2 separate regions of the Homo sapiens genome follow, and region 2 is linked to region 1. A link is an interaction called in ENCODE POLR2A ChIA-PET data of the cell type or tissue named here. Cell type or tissue: IMR-90. All regions are shown on one strand. Each heading gives the region's core, and the rest is flanking DNA. Links, peaks and the distances in the headings are about the cores only.

The links. Peaks named below come from ENCODE experiments on the same cell type or tissue, not always from the same donor. Only the 100,000 strongest peaks of a DNase experiment are listed, where the experiment ranks them.
Region 2: POLR2A ChIA-PET joins it to region 1 with 11 read pairs; 2 of 35 experiments call an interaction of 5 or more read pairs at or near these places.

The regions. Positions count from the first base shown.
Region 1 is chr5:68,071,265-68,086,618 of GRCh38, forward strand. It overlaps LOC124900990 (a long non-coding RNA gene), which reads left to right and starts at 6,476. Exons shown (of 2, transcript XR_007058800.1): 1 at 6,476-7,007. In IMR-90, for the core only: no CTCF peak of the experiment used is centred there; no DNase peak of the experiment used is centred there.
Region 2 is chr5:68,134,696-68,150,049 of GRCh38, forward strand. No RefSeq gene overlaps it. Among named protein-coding and RNA genes, the nearest start is that of LINC02219, 48 kb to the right of the region's middle. RefSeq lists an enhancer at 14,443-14,492. In IMR-90, for the core only: no CTCF peak of the experiment used is centred there; a DNase peak (open chromatin) is centred at 6,976.

The sequences.
Region 1 (15,354 bases), core at 4,057-12,056:
AGCATCAAAGTAAATAAAAACATATCAAATGAAAGTTGATGAAAAACTAACAAGAGACTGAATAATAATTTTTAAAGATCTCACGGCCAGAAAATCTTATTGATTTCAATTATATATTCATTACTTTCAAACGGGGAGCCCTGGAGTTAGAAAATGTGACTCTTGTGGGGACCTGAGCTATGTTCTAACCACAGTATCCAACAAAATTCGTCTCCAACATCTGCAGTTGATTAAAAAAAAAAAAAAAAAAAAAAAAAAGTTTTTTTTTTTTTGGTGTTTTCTTTTTTTTTTTTTTTGCCAAGATTCATTTGAGCTTTTTTAGCACCAGAGGGAAAGAAAAAAAAAAAGAAAGAAAGAAAGCAGTAGAGATACCCCAAATCTGGGATATTCAAAGCAAATATTATCAATTGACCTTCACATTCGATGTTACATTGAGTACAAATAGCAAATTTTCACAGGTGATTTTCTATTAATGACTCTCCTACACGACTTCCGGGAAGTAAATGAGTCAGAGAGGACTAACCTCTCAAGAGATGTATTAACAAACATCCCATTCCCTCATTCCTTCGTTTCCTAATGCTCACGTGACTTAACCACACAAAATCATGGTAGTGTTGCCTACAAACTGACCAAGGTTAGACATCACTTGCATTGTCTCAATCTCTGAACAGCAGCCAATCAACATGCTCAATACTCTCAACTCTGCTCAAGGCTCTTGGAAGATGGAATGATAGAGGGGCAGTCAATCAAAGCTATAACTACCTCAGCTCCCGCCAGTCTGTCTCCACTCAAAGTGTCCATTTAGCCGGGAAGCACAGCAAAATTTATAGCCAGGACTTTTATTGTGCAGAGCTTTAACACTGTAAGGAACCCTATACTCATGCCTGAAAGCCTTTAAGAAGGGCAGACCCAGAATTTGTTTTAACCAATAGGCAAGTTCAATAGCCTACGCAGTGATAAGCCTGAAATTAATCAGTTTGACATTCACAAATCTCCCAAGCTATTACTTTGCATTTTATATCTGATGATGCCACAGGTTAAAAAAAATACAGCATTCATCCCATTTTTTATACATTTTCTTTTTGCACAACATGTCTGAAGTGGCAATCTCTTTTTTTTTTTTTTTTTTTTTTTTTGAGACGGAGTTTCACTCTTGTTGCCCAGCTGGAGTGCAATGGTATGACCTCGGCTCACCACAACCTCTGCCTCCCAGGTTCGAGCGATTCGCCTGCCTCAACCTCCCGGGTGGCTGGGATTACACGTATGTGCCACCACGCCTGGCTAATTTTGTATTTTTAGTAGAGATGGGGTTTCTCCATGTTGGCCAGGCTGGTCTCGAACTCCCAACCTCAGGTGATCGCCAGTCTGGCCTCCCAAAGTGCTGGAATTACAGGTGTGAGCCAACGTGCCCAGCCTTCTCTCTCTCTTTTTTTTTTTTTTTAATTTTTTGTGTGTTTTGGGTTTTTTAAGTTAATTTTTTGTATGTTTTGTGGCGTTTTTTTTGTTGTTAATTTTTTGTGTGTTTTGTTGAAGAGGCTGATGGAGAGGCCCATGAAAAAACAGACCCACTTCTCTTTACTCCAACTTTTTTTTGTTGTAGTTATTTTTGAGATAGAGTCTCACTCTGTCACACAGGCTGAAGTGCAATGGCATGATCTTGGCTCACTGCACCCTCCGCCTCCTGGGTTCAGGTGATTCTCCTGCTTCAGCCTCCCCAGTGACTGAGACTACAGGTGTGCACCATCACACCTGACTAATTTTTGTATTTTTAGTAGAGACAGGGTTTCACTATGTTGGCCAGGCTGGTCTCGAACTCCTGACCTCAGGTGATCCACCCACCTCGGCCTCCCAAAGTGCTGGGATTACAGGCATGAGCCACTGTGCCTGGCCTTCTTTAATCCAATTTCTCAGGAGTCATGCCTTGGTGCACCACATAAAATGTCAGTGCTTCCTTCAACCCCGAAACACAAGTACATCATATCCCACTTCCCAGCTTTATTTTTTCTCCCTAGTAATCATCACTTTATATACACTATCTTATGTATTTCTCTTATTTATTTTGCTTATTGTCTGTCCTTTTCAGTGGACTGTAAGTTGCACCAGGATTGCAGGCAAATGCCTCTGTATTGCCTGTCAATAGATTACGATGTGGCTATGTGTTCATTCAACAAGTTATTGAGCACCTACTATGTGCCAGGCCTTGCTCTAGGTAAACAAAACAGACAAAAATTCTCCTTTTCCTGACTTTTCCATCAATGCTAATGTGCCTCACTGTGGGATTATCTATCAAAGCTATTGTGTTTCACTGTGGGATTATTGGAAATGAAAGCCATTTTTTAAATGACATTCTTAGCCTGATCTTTTCCATAGGCAGTTGATCACAGGAGACAAGCTGCTTGTAGATTAAGTTGACATAGGCACAAGTCAGGAAAAGAGATTATTGTGTTATGATCACTGCTGCATCTCCAGCACCTAGAGCAGGGCCCAGCACATAGCACATGCTCAGTAAATATTTGTTGAATGAAAGGATTTGCCCATCATCATAATTTACTGTCATAGGAAATGATTACTCTATTTCGTCTCCTCACTCTTAATGGGTTTCTAGCCTGGAATCCCAGTGTCCTCTCCTGAAGAATCAAGCCTAAACCTCAGCTTCTCACCCCACCTATATCCCAATCCTCAAATCTCACTAATTTAGTCCTGGTAGCTAATCTGATAAACTAAACCTGCAGAATAATAGTAATTGAATACGTCACCCTTTCACATATAATTAATGATCACTTTAACTATGACTTAAAGCCATAGACTCAAGCAGTGACTATTGTGGCAAATCAAGTTCCAAGTGTCCTACTCTTATCCCTACCCCTCTCCCTACCATTATAACAACATGGGTGATCAACTGGGCTAGAAGGAGTTTTCAGAGGCTTCTAATTAATTGCGCAATTGTCCTCAGGCTGGGCATCAGGCCAATCACATACAGGAGATAATTGGAGGGCAGCTATTAAACTAGGTAAGGAGTCAGCAAATCTTTTCTATAAAAGGTCAGATACAATGTAAATATTTCAGGCTTTTAGGACCATATTCCACTCTGCCATTGTAGTGCAAATGAAGCCACACACAGTATAGAAAAATATGTTCCTGGCTGTGTTCTGATAACACTTTATTTACAAAAAACAGGCTGTGGGTCAGTCTGTGTCCACAGGCCATGGTTTGTTGACCCCTGCTCTAGACCCAGGTGATATGTAAAATAATCCCAAACCCTACTCTCTAGGCCCTTAAAATTGAATATGATCCTGTTGCTTAATTAATTACAACTAAATGTATCACAGGTATCTGCACACCTAGTGGTTATTTTTCATAAAAGAAAAAGATGATAGTCATTTCCTGATAAAAATTAAATTGTCTCTCTCTCTCCCCTTCTCTTTTTATGTGTTCACCCACTCATTCTCCAGAATTCACCCCCACCCAGTGGCAGCTATGGTACCAGCTTAGGCCTCCCTCAGGAAAGCAACTTGCCACTCAGCCTCAAGGAGTGCTGTTAGGTGACAGTCTCCAGGGACAACGCCTTCAGTGTCTGCCACAGTGTCACTCTGAGCTATGGTCTTTCCAGGCAGCTCCCAGCCAATGACTGAGCATGGTGGAGCATCAGGACCCAGAATCAGCCCTGGCTGGTGGTGGACTCCTCACAGGCCAGCTTGGCACCAAAACTTCCTATTGGGTTGGCCAAGCTCTGTCAGATGTGAATTACAGCCAGAGAATTTCCCAGGCCGGGTCTGCTATCCTCTCCTTTTCCTGTTCTAGGCATCAGCTCTGGATCACTGTCTGATTTCCCCTGCCCAATCTGGTTTCCTATCTCTTTATCTTTCAGACATTCTACAAAAACAACAACTTCTACAAAACAACAACTTCCCCCACCCCAAGGGAAAAAAAAAAAAAAAAGAACACTGTACTCTTAATTCCTATGGATGAGTATTTGCCTCACTTCCCCTCCCCGCCAGCCCCTACTCACCTCCTATTCTATTGAGATCCTTAATACGTTTATGTTATTTTGAAAATCTCAAAGTGGGTCTATGAATACTTCAGTGAAAACAAGAAAAAGAAAGTTCTCCTGCTTCTCAGTGATACCTTGATATAGTTTTGATCTTATACTTAAAGATAAGTTTAAACTTACTCTTCCAAATGTTTCTCAAATCACTGTTAGGGACTGGGGGAGTGATCACAGTACCTGCTCGTGTCATCCAAAGTGGACAGAGGGTCAGGGCTGTTTTGAAGGGCTACACTTATGAATACAGGACACATCCAAGCAGTAATTATTGTCCAGAGACCCTGAGTTTCAGTACTAGGCCAAGACCCATACAACTAGCACCTTCCAAGATCTAGAAGAGATGGGATCCATAGGTCACAAACCTATTCAGATGAGAGCACCAATTAAAGGGAGGTTTTGTCACAACCACTTTGGAAACTATCTGGAAGCACAGGTGACAGAGTGTCCCTGACTTGAGTCCCTGAGCGATAGCAGTTGCCTGGGAACCACTAGAAGAAGCCAGGGCTCCCTTCTCTATATCCTGGAGGCAGAGTGCATTTCATTAGAAAGCAGTGCTTGAAGCCTACTTTAAGGAGCTCTGCTCAGCTCCCATAAAAGACACAGAAAAGCCCACAGTGCCTACAATGACACTGACAACTGGTCCCTTCTTGCAGTTAGCTGACAATATAAAAACAGAAGAAAACAAGAGGAGGTGAAGAAAAAGGAGGAGGAGGAGGAACAGAGAAGAAGGAAAAAGATGAGAAGAAAGAAAATTTAAAGTAAGACACAAAACCAGGTAGGACGTGAGATTTGTTGTTCAAGGCACAAGCAATTAATGAATCATTGCAATTGATTATTAACGTCTGTTCCGAGCTTCCTGACCGCCCAAGGCTTAGAGGAAAGGCAAGTCTTCTGATGAGGTGAACTCTTTGTGGGCCCAGATTTCTGGGAATCCATCCATTCATGAGAAGTGTAGCCAAGTCATTTCATTTTCCTGGGCCTCAGTCTCCTTACCTCAATAAAACTAGGGCTTGTATTAGATGAACACTGGTTACCATCACTGCTACTATTCTGTGATTACATTGAGCCCAGAAAATCAAGAGAATCTCTCAGGACTTATCAGCCACTCTACCTCCCCCCATTCCTATAAACCTATGGGAGTTTTTAGGGGCCAGGGGTGGATGTGGAATTTATATTTTCTCCCACATACTATTGGCCAGAGTTCAGTCATACCTTTACCCCATCTGCAAGAAAGGCTGGGATAGAATTCACCTGTGCACCCAAGAAGAACGACCCAGTTTGGTAAGCATCTAGCCAGCAGTCATTGAAGGCTCTGCTTCAACATTAACCAGTGAGAACTAACCACTCTCACTTTGAGCCTCCACTCTACTTATTCGTGTTTCAGTCACGATACCTTTGACAAAAGATTGCAAGTGTGTGTCTCCTTCTCCATCTCCTCTCATTGACTATAAGAACCTTAAAGATAAAGCGTATTTCTTACTTACCTCTGGGCTCCCAGTGGCTAGCACTATGCACAGTGCCTGGTGCATGCTAATTGTTCAATAAATACTGGTTTGAGAGAAAGAAGACAGGGGCAGCGGTGGGGAGAGAGAGGGAGAGAGAGAGACAGGAATAAGTAAAAGAATTGTGTAGATAATAACAAATTTACCTCTTTACTCAAAAACCATCAATAGCTCCCCATTGCTCGGAGGATTACATCCAAATTCCTCATTATGACACTCAAGATAATCCTTTCTTACCTCCCCAATCTTAATCCTATTACTCAATATCATGAAAGTGGTTAGCTCATTTTGTTCTTTCCTTCCCTCTTTCTTTCATTCCTTTCTCTTTTCTCTCTCCCTCCCTTTCATTCCCCTCTTCTCCTTGCTCTCCTTCTTTCTTTATTCTACTTTTACTCATTGACCTGACACTTCAGCACCTACTATGTGTCAGGAAACTTGCCAGCTACAGGAGATACAAAGATAAGTTGACTTCAGAGTCTGCTGCAAATAGACTTGGTGGACAGGCAAGTCCAATGTGCCCTGAAAGCTGAGGTAGTTTAGAAGCTCAGAAGAGGAGCAACTATGCAGACTGAGGGAAGGGGGAAGAGGGGCAGAGGGCACAGAAGGCTCAGAAAAAATGGCAATCCCTTAGTGGATTCTCAAAGGCTGAATGGGCTTGTTCAGACCCAAAATGGTGGGACGGAAATTGCTGGCAAGAAGTATGTACCCAGGTATGGAGACGAGTGCACGCACAGCACACCTGAAGAGCTCCAAGTACTTCCCTTATCTGCAGAATGAAAGCAGAAAGCTTTTGACAGATGGGGCGGGCCAGAAGCCAGATCACAAAGGTAACATTATGTTAATTAAGTTTTGCACAGAGGTAATGGGAGATGAGGAGATGAGTCCAGAGGGAGGAGTGCAGTGGCAGGAAGATACCGGCCTGCCCTGAGGCAAGGGCTCTGGGACCGGACATGCAGAGTCAAGAGATATTCAGAAGGAAAAATGACCAGACTTTGTGATTAACTGATTGAGAGACAGGCAGATTACAGCAGGAAAAAACAAAGGAGGTTAGGTTAGCTCCAGTGGCTTTGCTCTTGGATGGCCAGCTGGACAATGGCTCCCTTCACTGTGCCGGAAGATAGGAGAAGGAAAGTAAGTTGTAGGGACAAGCCTACAAGCCGATGAGGTCAATACTGGATCGGGTAAAAGTGAGCTAAGTGAAAGACTCTTAGGCAGAGATGGCAGGTAGGATTTTAGGGGTGATCTTTTTCAAACAGGGAAATTTGTGCCCAAAGAGGTTACGGGAATCAGTCGACTCCACATAGCTGATGAGTGGCAGAAAGGAACTCAAGGCCCAGCTGTGCCCAGGTATGCTACTCTAGTCCAGGGCTCTTTTCACTACACCCTCTGCCTTCACCTTCCGCCCTCCTGCCTTGCAGCAACAGCTCGAGATAAGGTCTCCACCACACAGTCACTGGCTGGTAAGTTACTCTTCTCTTTTTTTTTTGTTACTCATTTGAAGGTATGAGGAGGAAAAGCCCTCAGGAAACTTCATCAAAAAATCAAAAATCATTTTAGATTGTGAGCACTTAAACTAATTTTTAATTGATTAAGTTAACAATCAATAATTTGATCGATAGATGTGTTCTATTTTGAATTCGAAGTATGAAGACCCAAACTACTCAAGAAACGATTTGTTTCTAATTTCTCAAAGTTTTGGTTTATTGAAAATATCCTCAGTGGGACTCAAACAATCAATTTCAAGTAAATGTGGTAATAAAAATGTTATTGTAGCTTTGCCGGGATAGCCTGCCTTTCTGTCTCCATAGTTCAATTCCAAGTATAAAACACATGCAAATGGAAAGCCTGCTCCCAGAAACAGGTCCTTGCTTACTCCTATCTCCAGACAGACGGCCTCTGGGAGGCGGTGGTGGGGTTCACTTTATGGGAATTCATTGATCCTCAGATTTTCCCCATGGGAAAGTCAGAGACAGCAAATGTCATGAGGAAAGTCATATTTTCCAATGTTTTCACAGAATGTCTCACACAGTAACTATCCCCGTGAAATGATTTTCTCTCTAAACTCCTCAGAGAGTTGTGCTCAGTATGTGAACTTTTAGAATAATCATCTAAGAACCTAGCCGGGTGCAGTGGCTCATGCATGTAATCCCAGCACTTTGGGAGGCCAAAGTGGGCAGATCACCTGAGGTCGGGAGTTCGAGACCAGCCTTACCAATATGAAGAAACCCCGTCTCTGCTAAAGATACAAAATTAGCTGGGTGTGGTGGTGCATGCCTGTAATCCCAGCTACTCAGGAGGCTGAGGCAGGAGAATCGCTTGAACCCGGGAGGCAGAGGTTGCGGTGAGCCGAGATCACACCATTGCACTCCAGCCTGGGCAACAAGAGTGAAACTCTGTCTCAAAAAAAAAAAAAAAAAAAAAAAGAATCATTTAAGAACCGAAAGCATCACCAAAATGTGTTGTACTTTACCAGTCTATGTTTTCCAGGTCTCTCTGTGAGATTGTCACTGATTAAATGGTTAAACAGCAGCTTGAAACTGTAAGAGATACACTAGTAAGAATTTCTCAACCTACTTTTCAAAAGGCCAAATTTTTGGTACATTTACCCGGTCCTTTTTTTTTTTTTTTTCCTTTGTGCTTTTTCTGAGGAGCTCTCTGGTGAAACAAAAGCATTTTGACCTTCAACTGGAATTAAAAACTTGGTGGGCAGGGCAGGGGGAGGAACAATACCACCTCACCCGCCACCCAAGCCCTTTGTGGAGAAGAGCCTGAAGTAGCCCCAGAGAGGTTGACTCTATACTAGGAGTAGAAAGTATTAGCAAATACTCAATCTAATTTGCTGTATGTGGACCTTAATAAAAAAGATGGCCTAATATATACACAGCGTCTTCCACTCTGAGAACTCCAAACATGACCTCCCCTTTTCAGCAGGCCACCTTGGATTCATTGACCCATCCCTTTCCTACCAGCAGGGAGGTTCTCGCCAAGTCACACTCTGGTGGCTTCCTCCTCAACATCCCAGACTGGAGTCCTGTCTGTTAACACTCCTGATGCCCTGTTGGGATTCAGTCATTTCTCAACTCCTGACCTCTTTTTCCTCTTAGAGAAGCACAGAAACAGCCAGTGGCTTAAGATTTCATCCTGGCACAACTGTATCTCAAGAAACAGATTGCCAGCTCTCCTGGGGACAATCTCTATACCTTCTGTCAAGAACCCATGAGTTCTCCTCAGGCTCCCTTTAAGGTGGTTTCTCTTAAATGTTACCAACCTAAATCACTATTGTTTGAGATGTGTCCTACTTTTTATTTATACAGGCACGAGGTCACACTATGTTGCCCAGGGCTAGTCTCAAACTGCTGGCCTCAAACAATCCTCCCACCTTGACCTCCCAAAGTGTTGGGATTACAGGTGTGAGCCACAACATGCAGCTATACCTTCTTTTTTGAGATGGAGTCTCACTCTGTCACCCAGGCTGGAATGCAGTGGTGTAATCTCTGCTCACTGCAACCTCTGCTGCCCGGGTTCAAGTGATTCTCCTGCCTCAGCCTTCTGAGTAGGTGAGACTACAAGCACCTGCCACCATGCCTGGCTAATTTTTGTAGTTTTTGTAGAGATGGGGTTTCAACATCTTGGCCAGGCTGGAATTGAACTCTTGACCTCACAATCCACCCACCTCCGCCTCCCTAAATGCTGGGATTACGGCGTGAGCCACCGCGCCCTGCCGCCTTCTTTTTTATTATTACGTAAGATAGATAACTTCCAGTCACCAATTTGGTGTAATCTCCCTTTGCAGAATTGTCCCTAGAAAAATGTTCTTATTTTTTCATGTTTCCTTTCCAAGTTAAACACCTTAGATTTGCTTAGCCCATTTTCATATTTTTGCTGGATGCCATTTTCCACTATCTTCATCAGGCTTTGTTTTCCCTCCTCTCTTGAATGGTGAAGCTGTTAACTAAACACTGTCCTCTCTGAAGGGTCTGACCATTGCTAAATATGTCCAATGTCCTCTTGGCTGCTTCATTTAACATGCCAGCCTTGAACTGTTCTTTCGAAAACCACTTTTAGTACATTTCTGATTGATGTTTAACTTTTGAAACCTGATTCTTTGAACACCTGAAAAACCCAGTGTTGCATTGGTGCAGTTCATTTTCCTTTTTGCTCCATTGTCACCCTAACCTACCCCATTCATTCAGCTTCCTCCAGTTTGGCCAAGTGGTTTTGAGGTCTCCCTTTCCCTGTGGCTTTTCCCTGTCTGGGGATGTGAGCCTGGCCATGGAGAAGCAATTTCCATGAGGTCCCCATAATTTTTAGGCTTTTCTGTGTGCCATCAGCATCCCCCAGCCACAAATACTGTCTGCTTCCCCACTCTTAGCTTAGGAGAATTTAGAGAAATAGATAGAGCTGTATAATCCAAACCAGATTCTCAAGGCTTACATATGTATGTCTTAAAAAATTAATAAGGTACACATGGTAACCTAAATTATTTAATCAAAATGTTACTTAAATATCTATAAGCATAAATCCATGTACAAACCCCTTACTTATATCTATAGTTTTTATACAACTATCAAATAAAAATAAAATTATAAATTAAGTACAAACCACAAACCAAAATAATAATAATAATCAAATAAAGTAATTTAATGTAAGCTGGTCTTGAACTCCTGGTCTCAAGCGATACTTCCGCCTTGGCCTCCCAGAGTGCTTTGATTACAGGCATAAGCCACTGCGCCCAGCCAGGTTGTTTCATTAAAATGGAAACCTCTCGCTTGATGTGAAAAGGGTACTGATGTTAATGGCAAAGGTTCTTTTCAGTTCCATGCACCTGTAGTATTGTTTGTAATGTAAAAACTCCATTTTGCCACCGCATTTTTTCATTCAAATTTCTGCAAAGATTTTGTTTCTTCAGAGCAATAAAATGTCTTTTGACCTTGGGTTGATCTGAGCATCTTCTTCTAGCCCTTGAGGCTAGAAGACTGATGCCATATGTTATTTCCATGGTGTCACGTCAAAGTATCAATATGTTAAATCACTTAAGAAATGAAAGTCTTCTTTGGGAGACCAAGGTGGGAAGATCACCTGAGGTTGGGAGTTTGAGACCAGCCTGACAAACATGGAGAAACCCCATCTCTACTAAAAATACAAAAAAATTAGCTGGGCGTGGTGGTGCATGCCTGTAATCTCAGCTACTTGGGAGGCTGAGGCAGGAGAATCGCTTGAACCCGGGAGGTGGAAGTTGTGGTGAGCTGAGATTGTGCCATTGCACTCCAACCTGGGCAGCGAGAGTGAAACTCTATCTCAAAAAAAAAAAAAAAAAAAGAAAGAAAGAAAGAAATGAAAGTCTTACCTGGCCAGGTGTGGTGGCTTGTGCCTGTAATCCCAGCACTCTGGGGGGTCAAGGCAAGTGGATCGCTTGAGGCCAGGAGTTCAAGACCAGCCTGGCCAACATGGTGAAACCCTGCCTCTACTAAAAACACAAGAAAAAATGAGCCAGGCATGGTGGCAGATGTCTGTAATCCCAGCTACTCGGGAGGCTAAGGTGGGAGAATCGCTTGAACCTGAGAGGCAAAGATTGCAGTGAGCCCAGGTCACACCACAGCACTCCAGCTGGGGTGACAGAGCGAGACTCCATCTCAAAAAAAGAAAAGAAATAAATGAAAATCTTAACTTATGGAAACACCTTTTAGTTGAAAATTATTGATGTAAAATTAAAGTTTTGTCATTAATGAGATGAAATAATTCAACATAAATTTATTGGTAGATCCAGAATGTAGGTTATCAGTTTGAAAATAGAACAAACTAGCCTGGGCAGGTGGCTTACGTCTGTAATCCCAGCACTTTGGGTGACCAAGCCAGGCGGATCACCTGAGGTCAGGAGTTCAAGACCAGCCTGGCCAACATGGTGAAACCCTGTCTTTACTAAAAACACAAAAATTAGCCCAGCATGGTGGCACGCACCTGCAGTCCCAGCTACTTGGGAGGCTGAGGTAGAAGAATCGCTTGAGCCCAGGAGGCAGAGGTTGCAGTGAGACGAGATCACACCACTGCATTCCAGCCTGGGTGACAGGGCGAGACTCTGTCTCAAAAAAAAAAAAAGAAAAAGAAAATAGAACAAACAATCACAGGTAACTAGAGAAGCTTTCCAACTTACTAAATTTTACTTGAAATCCTTTTAGGATATCAAAAAGCCAAACTACATGTATTTAATACATTTGTAAATACAAAAATAAATGCAGGTGCTGAAATCAGCAGACATGGGTTTGTCTTTCATATTATCAAAAATTTAGTCCTTTATTATTAAAATGAAAATATAAAATTCAGGATTTTTCATTGTGAACTCAAAGACCCAGGAGAATATGTCCATAGACCTTGGAATGAGATAAATCTAGCTTGAGAAACAACCAAATTTACTGGAGTTGAAAGGAGCCCTTACAAAATACCTAGGGATTGATGGGTTGACAGGTGCAGCAAACCAGCATGGCACATGTTTACCTATGTAACAAACCTGCACATCTGGGGTACATCTTGCACATGTACCCCAGAACTTAAAATAAAAATTACAAAAAAACCCAAAAATTACCTAGGGAAGACTAGACCATCTTGGCCAACCTCCTCTCCTCAACTTGAAATGGAAGACTAGGGATCTGAAGAGCTTAAATGATTGGTCGGTGACAGATATGGGTCTCCAGATTCCAATTTCATGACCCTTCCCACTACATCAACACTTGCCAACTTGTCTTACATTTCATGATGTTGCATCCCATTAATACTTTGAATACACAAAGCCCGCTAATGCTCAGAAAATATTTTTATAATATTTGGTCATATTCATTGACCAAAGAAAAATCCTGCAAAATGGTAGCACTTCAATTTATTTAAATGATTCTTTAATGAATATCCATTTAGGAGGACTCTATTTATTAATTACATCTGTATAAACTAACACTTTGTTTTATTTTTTGTAAGATTACTTCTTTCCAGTTTCTAAGATTGCCTGGGGTTTATAAGTGTGTTCAAATCTCCACTATCCTAAAGGGATGCTGTGGTCTAAATGTGTTCTTCCAAAATTCACATGTTGAAATTTCATCACCAGTGTGATAGTATTGAGAGGTGGGGCCTTGACTCAGGGAGAAAGGGTGGGAAGGAGGGGAGGGATAAAAGACTACAAATGGGGTGCAGTGTATACTGCTTGGGTCATGGGTGCACCCAAATCTCACAAATCACCACTAAAGCACTTACCCATGTAACCATACACCACCTGTTCCCCAATAACCTACAGATATAAAAAATTAATTAATTAATTTTAAAAAAAGATAGCAATGGGGCTTTTAGAAGGTGATTAGGTCATGAGGGCTCCACCTTCGTGAATGAGATTCATGCCCATATAAAAGAGGCTTCACAGAGCATTGGTCCCTTTTGCTCTTCCATCTTTTCTGCCCTGTGAGGACACAGCAACAAGGCGCCATCTTGGAAGCAGAGAGGGCGTTTTCACCAGACATCAGATTTTCTGTTGCTTTAATCTTGGACCTCCCAGCCTCCAGAACTGTAAGAAATAAATTTCTGTTGTTTGTAAATTACCCAGTCCAAGGCCTTCTGTTATAGCAGCAGGAAAAGATTGAGACAAGGACCTCCCTTAACATTATTCCTACTCAAATTGTTCCCTCCCCCTCCCTCTGTGTCATCCAAGGTTTTTGAAAATGAAATAGAAAATTAATGTCTCCATTTGCTAACTTCCCATTCTCTCAGTAGCCCATGTAAGTGGTGTAAGGGAGCTTCTCTGTTCTTCTGTTTTCACTACTCCATTGAAATTGTCCCCTCAAAGGCCACACTGGTATCCTAATTGCCACATCTAGTGAGCTTGTTATGTATTATTGTACTTCACCTTTCCAAAGGGCACTTCCCTCTTAAAACTCTTCATCCATGGCTTTCTTGATGCTTGTCTTTACTTTGTCCATCTGCTCCTCTGATTTGCACTTTCTTTGTGTTACCTGATTTCTCTTCCCAACTTCATGAATATTGATATTCCTTAGGATTGTATCATTATTCTTTTTTCTTCCTTATTGAATGTCATCCCAATGATGGTTTCATGTGGACCCATCTTTTAATAATGCGTAAATGTGTCCCTTTAATCCATCTTTTTTCTCAGGTCCAGAGAAGTATTTCTAGAAAACATAAACATTTAAGAGATAAGCATGGGATTCTAGGTCTGCAAAAAAAGCTGGGGTTGTAATTACAATATTTATATTTAATCATAGTATTCCATATAGAAATACAAAAATATTTTTTATATGGAAAAGGAAAGAGGAAATGAAGGAAGAGAGAGTTTCAAGGAGGCAATAGTCAACTGTTTCAAATGCTACAGTCACGTCGAATAAGATAATAATGGAAGTATTCTTTAGTCTTAGCTACTTGGAGGTTACTGGAATCTTGGCAAGAGCAATTTGGTATCAAATCCAAATAAAAATTTGTTGAGGAGTGACTTAGAAGAGAAGAAATACAGACTGTGAATGTAGAAAATCTCCAGCAACTTAACTGTGGAAAAAAGGAGAGTTTATGATCTGAGGGGAACCTAGGGTCTGAGGAAGGGTATGCTTTATTGGTTAAGAAGGAGCCAGGACAGAGAAGGGGCAAAAGATAGGAGCGAAGGGAAGCCACATGCCTGACCAGATATTGTGAACTAATGAGTCTTAGGCAGGAAAAGAGGTACCTCTTTCATTGGCTAGGAGGAATGAACTTGAGGGTGGTTGTACTTCTTGTTGACTGAGGGAGCAGCCAAGTATTCCAAAAAGTTCACATCAAATAGTTTTTTTTTGTTCTATTCAAAAATTGCAAAATAAGAGGTGAGGTCTCCTTCTGATGTTCATAGAAAACATGATGAGAGATTTGAGGAGAGTTGATATTAAAGAAGGAACTGACAGCCTTCCATAATTTATGTTCTTATCTGTCCAACACCCTGCTGCTAGAGAGACATTTCTGAAATGTGGATCCAATCATGATGATTTTTGGCTCCCAGGTTCCCACAAGATAAATTCCTATCCATAACTTGTTCTGTACAGCCTTCCACAGTGCAGCTCCCACTAATCTCAAGCCTCATCAGCACCCCCTCCACCCCAGCTTCCAGCATCACCGTTATTCAAACATGGTACATGCCAGAACTCCCTGCCTAGAATTCCTTTAACCTCACTTCTCTGCCCAAAAACCTCCATCCACCCTGCAAAATTCAGTTTAAGAGTTTCTTCCGGTCAGGCGTGGTGGGTAATCCCAGCACTTTGAGAGGTCAAGGAAGAATTGCTTGAGGCCTGGAGTTTGAGACCAGTGTGGGCAACGTAGGGAGACTCTGTCTCTATAAAAAATTCAAATTTTAACATTCTTGTTCTTTTCAAAAGAAGTATCTTCTTACTCTGGATATATCTTACTTTTTCTAACCTGTTTTCTCTGTATACTGATTTTATTTATTTATGCACTGATTTATTTTTACTCTGTCACTCTTAGGTATTTTTGTATGGTGTTTCAAATCCCCTTGAGGGATATGTTTCTTCCATTAATTTAATTAACTAGCCAATGAATATGTATTCTGCAAAATATAGTGTATAACTTTAAGGAGCTCCAAGGAAACAGGCAGCCATAATTCAATGTAACCTGTGCTATAAAGAAAGATGGACAAAGCTGCCACAGGCTTGGAGTGGAGAGAGTAGTAGTGAATGGGGATGGGAGTAAAGGAGGCCACTGAAGGCTTCCTATATGCATGCTCATGCTTCTGTCCCTCTCACAAGGAGTTTCATGGTGAGTTCCATGAAGTCTAGGGCA
Region 2 (15,354 bases), core at 3,670-11,669, 63 kb after region 1:
TTGATTTGGAATGAAGAGCTTCCTGTTTCTGCAGATCATTTTCCTTTGTTGAGGATCATCTGAAGCTCCGTTTTTATTAACTTTTATGAGCACCTTCTCTCCTGTTCTCCTGTCAACAGATTGTTGATATTGGCCCTGATTGTTCCATGTATGGGTAAATGTGAACCTTGTTCTCTTAAATCCTAGTTTGATAAGAACTAACAGGAAACCGAAAAAAGAAATTAAATAAAAAGTGTAAGTCCTGGGTACGTTAGCAATGCAGAATCCAAAATAGAATATGGAATAAGGTAGTCAAGAAATTAGCACATTTGTATCTCATCATACAAATCTTACCACTTGCCCCCAGATTTTTAAATAATGAGCCCATGAAGGAGCGCCTAGATTTAACAGTGAGATCCAATTATAAGGGTAGATATTAGGAAATAGTTACCCAAGCAATGACCTTAAAGGGAGAGGATGCAGAAGCATGGATTCCAGCTGACACGTGGAAACCTCCCTTTTCCTCATGAAAACTGCTTCAGCAACCCAGAAGAATAAACTTTATTCAGGGAAGGAACACCTTTTCTACTGCAGCTGAAGGTGTGGAGGTAGGGATAGTGAGAAGGCAGATATTTCATAAGAAGGAATCCTTGGGTTTCGGGGATATCATACATGACGGCTTTAATTTTTTCTATGAAATAAGGTGCAGAGGAGATGGGGAGGGTAGCTTGAAGAGAGTAGTGAAAGTCTGGCCCCGGTAGAGAAGGAGAGGGGATCTGAAAAAGGCAATTTTTTAAAGGACACAGAGCACTCTGAGGACCAGTCTGGGTTTGGAGACCCTGAATGTACAGGGGCAGCAATAAGTAGTGGAGTGACATACCAAAGTAAGAGACAGCAGAGAATCAGGATGATCCACTTGTGGAAATTGGAGAGACAGGTGCAGCAGAAAGACAGTGGTTCAAGAGACACAGCCCATATTTAGTTTGGATAAGGAAGGAAACAAGCCACAGGTGAGGATATTCAATGGGAAGGGAAAGGAGCATTTAAAGGGCTGGTGTATTGAAATAGAATGAGGTTGAATAACAAACACTGGGGTCATGAGAGGCAGAGAACAGAAAGGATAGAAAGTTGGTTAACAATTGATAAAGGAGAGCTTAAGATATTAGAGGAGGTGGAGCTCCTCTTGGTAAGACCAAGGTTGGATCTATCAAGGAGAATGGGTAACTGAGGCAGAGAGAACATAAACTGTTGAAGATGCCAGAATCTTGAGGCTAGTTTGTTGAAAAAGTGGACCAGCAGGATTTGAAGACACCTATAATGATGACAATGCTTTCTTTTTTCTTGTAATATTGTATCATTATTTTATGGCATGCCTTCTTGTTATAAGCCATTTCCAAAACTTGTGGAGCAAGGAAGAAAACAAATAAAATAGGAAGAGAGCCAGCGAGATCAACAAAATATGAAAGTCATCACTGGATATAGGAAGTGCCCAAAACTATGTGAATTAGGTAGTTGAGGGATCTTAATTTCTTAATATTTTGGGGATTTAAAAATCTGCTCTTCCGGGCTATGGATTCATTGAAGGGAGATCTATGACTTATCATCTGTGCATCCTATTATGGTTCTGAGCACAGCTGCCTACACAAAGCTATTGTTCAGTAAAACTTCGTTCATGGAATTAAGTTTGCAAATGGTTCTAATGCATCCTTAGATGTTCATATACTTTATTTATTTATTTATTTTTTTGAGACAGAGTCCTGCTCTATCATCCAGGCTGGAGTGCAATGGCACGATCTCAGTTCACTGCAACATCTGCCTCTCAAGCTCAAGTGATTCTCCCACCTCAACCTCCTGAGTAGCTGGGACAAAAAGCATGAGCCACCACACCTAGCTCATTTTTGTATTGTTGTAGAGACATGATCTCCCTATGTTGCCCAGGCTGGTCTTGAACTCCTGGGTTCAAGCAATCCACCAGCCTCAGCCTCCCAAAGTGCTGGGATTACAAGCATGAGCCACCAGGCCCAGCCGTGCTGTTTTGATAAGTACTTATATTAATGCTCAAGCGTTCACATAATGATTTCTACATGTGCAGCTTTAGCCCACTTGCATATTTGGAGGGTTCCGGATGGTAAAGAGAGCAGGTGTGGATGCTGCTGAAGACAGATAAGATCTCCTATAGCTTCTAGACTCCCCCCACCCCTCCAGTACAGGGCTCAGAACTTAATAAATGCCAATGAGTCCAAGATTAGAAAGATGACTCCCCACCTTGCACAGATTCTGCTTCTAACTAACTAGACATTGGGAAGCAATGACGATCAGTATTAACAGGAGCACAGACTCTTCTAAGCATCTTCAGTACTGCTCACAGAGTCAAGCTCAGACAATGCTTTTTTTGTTTGTTTTAAGATTAACCTACCATGGTCCTGGCGTAGTGGCTCAAGCCTGTAATCCCAACACTTTGGGAGGCCAAGGCAGGTGGATCACTTGAGCTCAGGAGCTCGAGACCAGCCTGGACAACATGGTGAAACCCTGTCTCTACAAAAAAATATAAAAATTAGCCGGGTATTGTGGCACATGCCTGTGGTCCTAGCTGCTCAGGAGGCTGAGGTGGAAGGATCCCTTGAACCCGGGAAGTGAAGACAGTGCAGTGAACTGTGATCATGCCACTGCACTCCAGCCTGGGCAACACTGAGATCTTGTCTCAAAAAAAAAAATAAAAAGATTGATTAATCTACTGTGTATCTTTTTCTTATGAGAGGAGATACTTGAATTATTTTATAAGTAAATAAATAAATTCACAGTTGGGAGGTATTTACCATATTGTAGGATAATGTGTTCCAAATGTTGGTGATTTCAAGCCCAGTAATGTGGTTTTGATACCATTCCACTGACTTTCTGTTCCTAACCAATCTGTGAAATTGTTGGTGTGTCAGGAATGCTTCAAGTCAGTGAAGGGACATTATGACAAAAAGGCAAAATTCTTATAAACACTGGAGGGACAGTCTTGAACTGGGCTGGGCCTGGCCAGGCAACCTTCCTCTTCATGAGCACTATGTTTAGAAGCAGGAGAATTGGAGTAGCAGGGTAGAAGCAAGGCCTCAAGCTGTACATCAGGATCTATAGTATGTCAATACATATTTTTTGGTGACCATCTGGGGATTAAATTAACATATTTAAAGTTCAAAAGGGAAGAGAAATTCATTACCAGAAAGGGAGAGGTCATTTTTTTCCTGGATCACTCCCAAACATAAAATTGTGAACAGGATTTGTTGCAGTAAAAACCCAAAGGGATTGGTATTTTCCTTCAACAAAGCCAGCAGATGTTTTCATTCTTTTTAGAGCCAGCTCTCGGTTAATCAGCACTTGGTTGTTTGGTTTTCAGTTATTTAGTTTTGCTTCTCTTTTTCACGCCCTCAAGCCTGAAAATAACCTCTCTCTAGTCAGTATTTGAAAGATTCTACTGTTTGTTAGAATATCTACTACCAATTGGACAGAGCAAAATGACAAATGAAAAGCAAATAAGGTTTACTTTCCTATTTAACAGCATTTTGGCCTCCTTCATTCACACCTTCTCATTTTTCCTCTTTACCATCATATTCTCCCACCATCTCCTTCATGCCAGCATGTGGACAGGTCCTCGGAGTCTTACTGCCCTCCTGTCCTCTCCCCAACACACATAGCCTTCCCAGGAGAGCTCACAAGCACTTCCTCCTCAGGTAGCATGACATGGGATAATTAGAAATTCAGGGCAGGTCAAAGAATTTCAAAATGCTGAATAACACTGCAGTGAATAACCACTGGAGACCTAATTTACGGAAGTAACTTTCTGTTTTTCAATTTAAAGATTTTTTTTTTAATTTAGCAACAAACATAAGATTGCCATTTGGTTGTAGTATCAGATCAAAAACTCAGAGTGCCAAGGTCATTGGCCCCTGGATGCACACATCTTATAATCTATGGCTGCCATATAAGACAGAAGAAAGAAATGTGCGCTGTGCCTGCTGAACCCTTTTATATCACTATTTTATTTAATTTTCTCAACAATATGCTTGGATCATCTCATGAGCTCTATTATACAGATGAAAAACTAAAATTTGAAGAGATTAAGTAGTCCAAGTTCATGCAGCTGGTAAGTGTCATCAGCTACCATTTAAGCTCAGGTCTGTCTGGCATCAAAGTTTGTACCATACCTTTACCTCCTAATTCAAGAGAGGACATACAACAATTTTCATTATAGTCCACCCTGATTTATTTGCAAGTATATTATCCTTTTTTCAGTGACTATGGATCTTAGGGGCCATCCAGTTTATAAGCTCTTAAAGTGATGATATCAGTGGTATCAGTTTTAAAAGGAAACTTGGAAAAAATACAGAAAAGTGAAATGTGTATGGGTGTTATATTAGTCAGGGTTCTCTAGAGGGACAGAACTAATAGGATAGACATACATATAAAGGGGAGTTTATTAAGGAGTATTGACTCACACAATCACAAGTAAGGTGCCACAATAGGCCATCTGCAAGCTAAGGAGTAAGGAAGCCAGTCTGAGTCCCAAAACCTCAAAAGTAGGGAAGCCGACAGTGCAGCCTTCAGTCTGTGGTCGAAGTTTCGAGTCCCAAAGCTGAAGAACTTGGAGTCCAATGTTTGAGGGCAGGAGGGATCCAGCACAGGAGAAAGATGGAGGCCAGAAGACTCAGCCAGTGTAGTCTTTCCATGTTCTTCTGCCTGCTTTTATTCTGGCCTGGCTGGCAGCTGATTAGATTGTGCCCACCCAGAGTGAGGGTGAGTCTGCCTTTCCCAGTCCACTAACTCAAATGTTAATCTCCTTTGGCAACACCCTCACAGACACACCCAGGAACAATACTTCGCATCCTGCAATCCAATCAAGTTGACACTTAATATTAACCATCACAGGTGTGTTTATGTTTGACTATTTGAGCTAATGTGAATATTGCCTGACATCCAGAAGTGAAAAAGCACTGGGGTTTTGTGGGGGTTTTTTTGTATTTTTTTTGTTTGTTTAGTTTTTTGTTTGCTGGCCTGAAGCATGGATAATTAGGAGCAGAATTTATGACTGAGCCCAGGGTCACAGATGTTGAGGGTAATAACTATAATGATATCATGGAAAGTTAGAGATGAAAGGGATGTTAAAAACCAACTAGTTAACCCTATCATTTTGCAAATGGGAAACAGAGGACTAGACGTGTTGTGACTTGTGATGTCTGTCAGAACACCTTCTGAGTAATTAAGGGTTGAACTGAATCAGGAGGTTGAAGACAAGATCAATTCAATGAACTGCCCACGACTACAAGGCTAAGCCATGCTCACTCAGCCTGGACCAGGTCTCCTTGTATTCTTGGTCATTTATTCCTTCATTTAGCAGTTTGCTTGCTTAAGATACCAGTGGTTGGGAGCATATGCTGCTTATCAGGCACTCTGATAAACAAGTTTATTTGGATTATCTCACTTAATCATCACCACAACTCAGTGAAGCAAGCAACATTATTATTCTAATTTAACATGGGAGGACATTGATTCTTAGAAGGATTAGGTAACTTGACCAAGGTCAAAATTAAATAGCAGAGTCAGCAGTAAACCCAGGTGCATCGACCCTATCCAGAGCTCTGAATTCTTGCAGTATTTCATAAAGAGATGGAGGGTAAGCTATTATCACATAAATTTTTTTCCTGAAGAATTGAGATCTTCAACAATATTCAAACAATACTGTTAAAATATTGTTTTAACAATATTAAAACAATGTCAGCAGTCTCCCCCGTAGCCCACAGAAAGTGGGAAAACCGCAGCCAGATTCAGGTTCTCACAGCCCTCCACTCTGAGCTCTTCCCTCATGCCTTGGGCTACAGGTCCACATTTTTTATATCAAGATCTTAAATGCCTCACCCAGGCAAAGTAGCTTCCATGGACAGCCTCCGCTTTCACCCCTAAGACAATCTGAAATCATCCCCAGCTGATAATGATAAGTCCTTCCAAAAGGTCCAACCTCACCACACAACAATGAAAAAAAAATTGATCTTTTACTGAAGACTCTGAAGAAAACCAGAGAATCATCCTCCACAGAGTAGAACTCATCACAATATCATGAAACATTTTGATTCTTTCCTGACGGATTTCTCCTGCTTCTAGCTGATTCTTCTATTTTTTTCCCTTGCATATGTCTACCAACCTTTTCTAGTGGAGCAGTTCAACTCTGGCCTTGCCCAAAACCCCTTCAACTCCCCCACCAGCAACATGAAAGCCTAGTGGTTAGCTAAACAGTACTAAGCCTGTCTCCAGAGATTCAGTTCCTGTCACTACAAAAGCCTTACCTGGTCAACCCTTAAATCCACTGTTGTTGCACCAACAACCACTCTACATGTCTCACCCCTTTTCTAACCTCCTTTCTCTCTTCATGTTCTCCTCAAGGAAGAGGAAAAGGGGTCAAGGAAGTGATTCTGAACAAGAAATTCTTACAGCATCTCTTCCCCCACCATACTCTGCCCCTGCACACATGTACACACATACACACATGCAAACACACACACACACTTTCACTCCAGAGATATCTAGCCTTCAGAGAAATTTAAAGATGTTTCTCCTGCTAAGCACTTTTTTCAGTTGCCTGATCACAAATAAACTAGATTTTAATGTTAAAAACTAGAAAATGAAACAAAGCAAGAAAAATAATACCCTACATTCCAGAAACTGAAAAATTCTTGTAACAAAGAATAAGTCAAATCAGAAACTGAAAAATGCAGATAATAAAACACAACATAGCAGAATCTATGGAATATAATTAAAGCAATGCTGAGAGGAAATTTTATATTTATGTAGTTAAAAGGAAAAGTTTAGACAAAACAAATTTAACAGAGTTTATTTTAGCATTAAATGATTCATGAATCAGGAACACTCAAAACCGGAAGAGGTTGAGACAGCTCCACTGAACCTGCATGAGCTGCAGGCCTTTATAGGCTGAATTGAGAAGCAAAATAATCAAATTACTTGATTGGTTATAGCTCGGTATTTGTCTTATTTGGGTCTGATCCAGTGGAAAGTCCCTACTTAGAGGTCGGTTGGCAGTTTCTGACTGGTTAAGTGTAACTAGTGTAACTTTCATTTTACTATGTACATGGGATTGGGTTTTGGTTTGTCTACATAGGAACCCCAGGCGCTGGCACCATCTCAGCCTAATGGCCTCCCAATTAATTGTTTTAACAATATTAATAAATAAGAAAGAAGTAAGTACATAATTCAAAAATTTAGAAAATGAACTATCAAAGAAACCCAAGGAAAGACTAAGTGAAAATAAAAGCATGAGTCAATTAATTATAAAACCAAAAGTATTATAAAATCAATAAATAAAGCCAAGAACAAGAAAAACAATAAAAGAGAGCCCATTAGCTAGTCTTTTTTTTTTTTTTTTTTTTTTTTTTTTTTTTTTCTGAGACAGCCCCATTAGCTAATCTTATCAAAAGCAAAATAGGGGCTGGGTACCATGGCTTACACCTGTAATCCCAGCACTTTGGGAGGCCAAGGCAGGAGGATCACCTGAGGTCAGGTGTTTGAGACCAGCCTGGACAATATGGTGAAACTCTGTCTCTACTAAAAATACAAAAATTAACTGGGCATGTTGGTGGGTACCTATAATCTCAGCTACTTGGGAGGCTGAGGTGGGAGAATCGCTTGAACCTGGGAGGCAGATGTTGCAGTGAGCCAAGATTGTACCACTGCACTCCAGCCTGGGTGACAGTGAGATTCAGACTCAAAAAAAAAAAAAGTCCTAGCCAGAGCAATCAGACAAGAGAAAGAAAGGAAAAGAAGTCAAATTATCTCTCTTTGTGGAGGTTATGGTTCTATATCTAGAAAACTCTGAAAACTCTGTCAAAAGGCTTCTGGAACTGATAAATGACTTCAGTAAAGTTTTAGGATACAAAGTCAATGAGCAAAAATCAGTACTATTTCTAAACACCAATAACACTCAAGCTGAGGGCCAAAAAAAAAACATAATTCCATTTTCAATAGCCACACACAAAAAAATAATACCTCAGAACATATCTAACCAAGGAGATTAAAGATTTCCACATGGAGAACTGCAAAACACTGCTGAAAGAAATCATAAATGACATAAACAAATGGATAAATACTCCATGTTCGTGGTTTGGAAGAATCAATATCATTACAATAGTTATACAGCAATCTACAGATTCAATGCTATTCCTATCAAGCTAACAAAGTCATTCTTCACAGAACTAGAAAACACTATTCTAAAATCCATATGAAACCAAAAAAAGAGCCCAAATAGCCAACACAATCCCAAGCAAAAAGAACAAAGCTGGAGGCATCGTGCTACCTGACTTCAAACTATACTACTGGGCTACAGTAACCAAAACAGCATGGTACTGGTATAAAAACAGACACAGAGACCGATGGAACAGAATGGAGAACTCAGAAAGAAAGCGGCATACCTACAGCCATCTGATCTTCAACAAAGGCAACAAAAATAAGCAGTGGGGAAAGGACTCCCCATTCAATAAATGGTGCTAGGACAGTGACTAACCATATACAGAAGAATGAAATCAAACTTCTACATTTTACCATACACAAAAATTAACTCAAGATAGATTAAAGATTTAAATGTAAGATCTCAAACTATAAGAATCCTTGAAGAAAACCTAGAAAACACCATTCTGGACATTGGCCTTGGGAAAGAATTTATGACTAACTCCTCAAAAGCAATTGCAGCAAAAACAAAAATTGACAAGTGGGACCCAATTAAACTAAAAAGCTCCTCCACAGCAAAGTAAACTATCAACAGAGTGAGCAGAAAACCTACAGAATGGGAGAAAATATTTGTAAACTAAGCATCGGACCAAGTCCTAATATCCAGAATCTATAAGGAACTTAAACAATTGAATAAGCAAAAAATGAATAACCCCATTAAAAAATGGGCAAATGTCTGCTATAAAGACACATGCACACCTATGTTTATTGCCACACTATTCACAATAGCAAAGACTTGGAACTAACCCAAATGCCCATCAATGATAGACTGGATAAAGAAAATGTGGCACATATACACCATGGAATACTATGCAGCCATAAAAAAGAATTAGTTCATGTCCTTTGCAGGGACATGGATGAAGCTGGAAACCATCATTCTCAGCAAACTAACACAAGAACAGAAAACCAAACACCGCATGTTCTCACTCATAAGTGGGAGTTGAACAATGAGAACACATGCATACAGGGAAGGGAACATCACACACCCGGGCCTGTCGGGGGGTGGGGGGCTAGGGGAGGCATAGCATTAGGAGAAATACCTAACATAGGTGACAGATTGATGCGTGCAGCAAACCACCATGGCACATGTATACCTATGTAACAAACCTGCACGTTCTGCACATGTACCCCAGAACTTAAAGTATAATAATAGGAAATAAAAAATAAATAAATAAAATGGGCAAACGACATGAACAGACACTTCTCAAAGGAAGACATAGAAACGGCCAGGTGCAGTGGCTCACACCTGTAATCCCAGCACTTTGGGAGGCCAAGGCAGGTAGATCACCTGAGGTCAGGAGTTTGAGACCAGCCTGGCCACGATGGTGAAACCCTGTCTCTACTAAAAACACAAAAATTAGCCAGGTATGGTGGCAAGTGCCTGTAGTCCCAGCTACTTGGAAGGCTGAGGGAGGAGAATTGCTTGAACCAGGGAAGTGGAGGTTGCAGTGAGCCAAGATTGTGCCATTGCACTCCAGCCTGGGCGACAGAGCGAGACTCTGTCTAAAACAAAAAGAAGAAGAAGAAGACATAGAAGCAGCTAACAAACATATGAAAAAATGCTCAACATCACTAATCATCAGAGAAATGCAAATCAAAACCACAATGAGATACCATCTCACACCATTCAGAATGACTTAATAAAAAGTCAAGAAACAGCAGATGTTGGTGAGTCTGTGGAGAAAAGGGAATGTTTATACACTGTTGGTGGGAATGTAACTTAGTTCATCCACTTGAAAAGCAGTTTGGAGATTTCTCAAAGAACTGAAAACAGAACCACCATTTGACACAGCAATTCCTTTACTGGGTATATATCCAAAGGAAAATAAATTGTTCTACCAAAAAGACATATGCACTCATATGTTCATCACAGCACTATTCACAATAGCAAAGATGTGGCTCAATCTAGGTGCCTATCAATGGTGGATTAAAGAAAATGTGATACATATACACCACGGAATACTATGCAGTCATAAAAAAGAACTAACGCATGTTCTTTGCAGCAACATGGATGCAGCTACAGGCCATTATCCTGAGTGAATTAACTCAGCAACAGAAAACCAAATACTGCATGTTCTCACTTATAAGCTGAGAGCTAAACATTGGATACTCATGGACGTAGACAGGGACAATAGAAACTGGGGACTACTAAAGGTACAGGGTGGGGACAAAAGTTGAAAAACTGACTACTGGGTACAATGCTTGGTACCTGGGTAACGGTATGATTCATACCCCAACCTCAGCATTACACACTATATCCAGGTAACAAACCTGGACATGCACCCCCTGAATCAAAAATAAAAGTTGAAAAAATAAAATAAAAATAAAGAACAAAATTAAGCAAGCAAAAATATATTCAAGAACAAATGAATGAAAAATAATCACACTACAAAGGCAATACAAAAAATAATAAACTCAGCCCCAGATAAGTAGAAATAAAAATCTGGATAAAATGTGTCATTTTTTAGAATTGACTCCCAAAGAAAGGGGAAAAAATCAAATAGGCTAATTTGTAAAAGAGAAATAGGAATACATGTGAGCTACTCCCTAAAAACATCCTTTGGCCGGGCACCCTGGCTCACACCTGTAATACCATCACTTTGGGAGGCCAAGGCGGGTGGATCACAAGGTCAGGCTTTTGACACCAGCCTGGCCGATATAGTGAAACCCCATCTCTACTAAAAATAGAAAAATTAGCCGGGCATGGTGGGGGGCGCCTGTAGTTTCAGCTACTTGGGAGGCTGAGGCAGGAGAATCGCTTGGACCTGGGAGGAGGAGGCTGCAGTGAGCCAAGATTGCGCCATTGCACTCCAGCCTGAGTGAAAGAGCAAGACTCTGCCTCAAAAAAAAAAAAAAAAAATCCTTTTATTGTTATGTTTTTTTTTTTTTCCTATTCAGATGAGTTTAAATAGTATTGGGGTTATCTGTTCCACAATAGTTTCATAACACTTAGCTATAAAACCTAATTTGGACATCACATTCTTTAGGGAATCAAATTATGATTAAAGTAGCATTACAAATCAGTGCGAAGAAAAATTAAAATTATTTATGTAATGGTGTAAGGAGAACTGGGTAGTCACTTGAGAAAAAAAACATTCAGTCAATGCCTTGCTTGTTACATTAAAAATATGTTTAAGAGAAATCAAAGATTTAAGTGTAAAAAATAAATAAAAATACCAAAATAAATTAAAAAATGTTTTTGTTTGTTTGTTTTTGAGGTGAAGTCTCACTCTTGTTACCCAGGCTGGAGTGCAATGATGAGAGCTTGGCTCACTGTAACCTCTGCCTCCTGGGTTCAAGCAATTCTCCTGCCTCAGCCTCCCAAGTAGCTGGGATTACAGGCATGTACCACCATGCCTGGCTAATTTTGTATTTTTAGTAGAGAAGGGGTTTCTCTATGTTGGTCAGGCTGGTCTCAAACTTCCCGACCTCAGGTGATTTGCCCACCTCAGCCTCCCAAAGTGTTCGGATTACAGGCATGAGCCACCGCGCCCAGACTATAAAATGGTTTTATAATCTCAGAGCATTAATTGCTTCACTATGACACAAAACCTAGAAAGTATTTTTAACTGAAAAATTAGAATACATAAAAGTCAAAATTTTCCTGTAAAAATATACCATAAACAAGATGAATAGAAAAATTATTAACTAGGTAAAAATACTGGTAGAAACATAAAAAATGGCCAATTTTCTTAATATTAATATTTAAATATTTCCTAAAAATCAATTTTTAAAAATCCAAATACCCATCAGGAAAACAACTAAAGACACAGTTCCAAAGAAGCAAATACACATGGCTCTTAAGCACATAAAATACCATTCATAATGAGAAAAGTGTAGATTTAGGCCAAGCACAGTGGCTCACACCTGTAATCCCAGCACTTTGGGAGGCAGAAAAGGGAGGATCACCTGAGTTCAGGAGTTCGAGACCAGCCTGGCCTACATGGTGAAACCCCATCTCTGCTAAAAATGCAAAAATTAGCTGAGCAAGGTGGCAGCAGTCTGTAATCCCAGCTACTTGGGAGGCTGAGGCAGAAGAATTGCTTGAACCTGGGAGGCAGAGGTTGTGGTGGGCTGAGATTGCACCACTGCACTCCAGCCTGGGCTACCGAGTGAGTGAGACTCCATCTCAAAAAAATAAATAAATAAATACATGAATAAAAAGAACAAGGAAAATGTAGATTTAAACTATCAAATGCCTTTCTTCATCTATCAGATTGGCTGTTGTGAGTTTGTGGGGAAATATGCAGTCTGTCATACACTTTTGGATGGAATGGTAAATTAGCACAATTTCTTTGGATGACAATTCATGAATAATAACAAAAATTGAAATGAGGCTGGGCATGGTGGTTCACACCTGTAATCCCAGCACTTTGGGAGGCCAAGGCGGGTGGATCACTTGAGGTCAGCCGTTCAAGATCAGCCTGGCCAACATGGTGAAACCCCATCTCTACCAAAAAATACAAAAATTAGCCAGGCATGGTGGTGAGTGTCTGTAGTCCCAGCTACTTGGGAGGCTGAGGCAGGAGGATCGCTCGAATCTGGGAGGCAGAGGTTGCAGTGAGCCAAGATCCTTCCATTGCTCTCCAGCCTGGGCAACAGAGTGAGACCTTGTCTCAAAAAAAAAAAAAAAAATTGAAATGAATGTTCACATCTAGATTATGTTTAGACATGTGAAATTGATACTGACAGTTGATTTTAATAGGAAAACCTGGGAATAATCTAGATACCCATCATGAGGGAACTAGTTCAATAAAACATGGAACATCCAACTTTGGAATACCATGTAACCATTAAAAGAGAAGAAGGTCCCCTAATCTGTCAGACGTAGAATAAGCTCTGAAGTATGTTGTGTTAAGTGGGAAAAGTAAAGAGGAGTAAGACGTGTAACATGCTGCACTTTGGTGGGTTTTTCTAAACCCACAAATATAAAACTAACATATTGAATAAGAATGACTCATGGAGTGAAATCACAAAGCAACTTTATTTTGTGTCCCATTGACCCACTAAAATATACTCAGTGGGGAAGTTCTCCCGATTCTGAATGAAAATTCAGAAAGTTTTATAACTTTTCTAATCACTTGAGAAATACACACTTTTATATCACTTTAGATCACCGACTTCATCTCAATTAAGAAATTAAAATGCCCAGTCTCATGTCATAGTCAAACCTGCCAACTCAAAGTTATTCTTACACTCCTCCCCCAGGTAAGGCTTGCTTTTTCTAGCTGGACATTTCTGCTAGTCGTTTCTCACCATTCCAGGGTGAAATGACAAGAAGTAAGAGAGCCTGAAAGTAAGAACTTGACTCTACTGTCTTAAGATAGCTTTACACTCTGTAGGTATGACAAGTATTTAAAGCTTACATTTTAACTTAGTGGCAGGATGACCAACTTACCCCGGGTTTCCCAGGACTTTCTTGGTTTTAAAACTGAAAGTCTCATGTCTCTGAAACACCCTAAGATCTGGGCAATACAGGATGGCTGGTCTTCCTACTCAAGGAACACTGTTATTGCCTTTTGGAGGCATCTCCCTCACCGATGGAGATATCTCACCTGCATTCCCCTGATGCATACAATGATGTACTCTTAGGAGCACTCTGCCATTCTTCCTCCTGGGAAACTTGCAGTTCACCCTCATCTTTTAACTGCTAAAGTCTCGTGCCCATCTGCATCGACTATCGTGCATATGCATGACTGCTCTGGTTTGAATGTGTGCTTCCTCCAAAATACATGTTGAAACTTAATCTCCAGCATGGTAGTGTTAAGAGGTAGGGTCTTTTGTGAAGTGATTAAATCATGATATCTCCTCCTTAACTAATGGGTTAATGCCCTTACAAAAGAGGTTTCAAATCCCAGCACTTTGGGAGGTCAAGGCAGGCAGATCACCTGAGGCTGGAGTTCAAGACCAGCCTGACCAAAATGGAGGAACCCTGTCTCTACTAAAAATACAAAATTAGCCGGGTGTGGTGACACCTGTAGCCCCAGCTACTCAGGAGGCTGAGTCAGGAGAATCGTTTGAACCCACGAGGTGGAGGTTGCAGTGAGCCAAGATCACGCCATTGCACTCCAGTCTGGGCAACAAGAGCAAAATTCCATCTCAAACAAAAAAAAGAAAGAGGTTTCAGAGAGTGTGTGCCTCTCTTGCCCTTCCTTTTTCCACCATGTGAGGACATAGCAACAAGGCACCATCTTGGAAGCAGAGAGACCAGATGCTCAGCATACACCAAACCTGCCAGCACCTTGATCTTAGATTTTCAGCCTCCAGAACTGTGAGAAATAAATATCTATTGTTTATAAATGACTCAGTCTCAAGTATTGGTGTTACGGCAGCACAAATGGACTAATGACCTCACAAAACTTTCTCTCTCTCTCTCTCTCTATCTCTATCTGTCTCCCCTGCATGGCTCACATCTGCTGCAGGAAAATCACTCACACATATTTTGCCTTGACAAACTCTGAGCATGCAAACCCAACCCACATGGCCCACACTCCCATTGCTTCACTATCAGTAGCCAGTCCAACTGTTGCCCCTGGTTCTCAGGCGAAAGTGAAACACTGTTCCTGGTGTCTGCCACTCAGCAAGGCCACAAATCAAACTCTCAAAAGTACTGCTATGGAAGGCTCTTCTCTCTAGGCCTGATGTTGGTGGGAAATGCAACATACAGCACAGTTTTATCCGAAGAAATTATCTTCACAATCATAGCTCTATTTCAGTTTATTTTTTGCCAACAGCCTACCATTGCATATCCTCAGTCTGGCTAAGAAATTTAAGGCTCATGAGACTGGTTTCTGAGTGTTTCCATTGAAGATTTCTATTTTTATACGGCACTCACGTTGGTATCTGAATATCTAATATCTGTCATCTTAGAGTTTTAGCTGAAAGTGTCAGCTTAGTATCTTATTTCTATGCTTACATATGCATAGAATAGCACTGGAAAGACTATGAAAAATAGCAATTGCTTCCAGAGTGGGGAAGTAACTGGCAGAGAAAGTAAAGGAAGAAGACTCACTTTTCACATTTTACAATCTTGTATCATTTGAATTTACACACTGTGCATATATTACCTGTGAAAACACTGAAGTGAGTTAATGTTTCTAA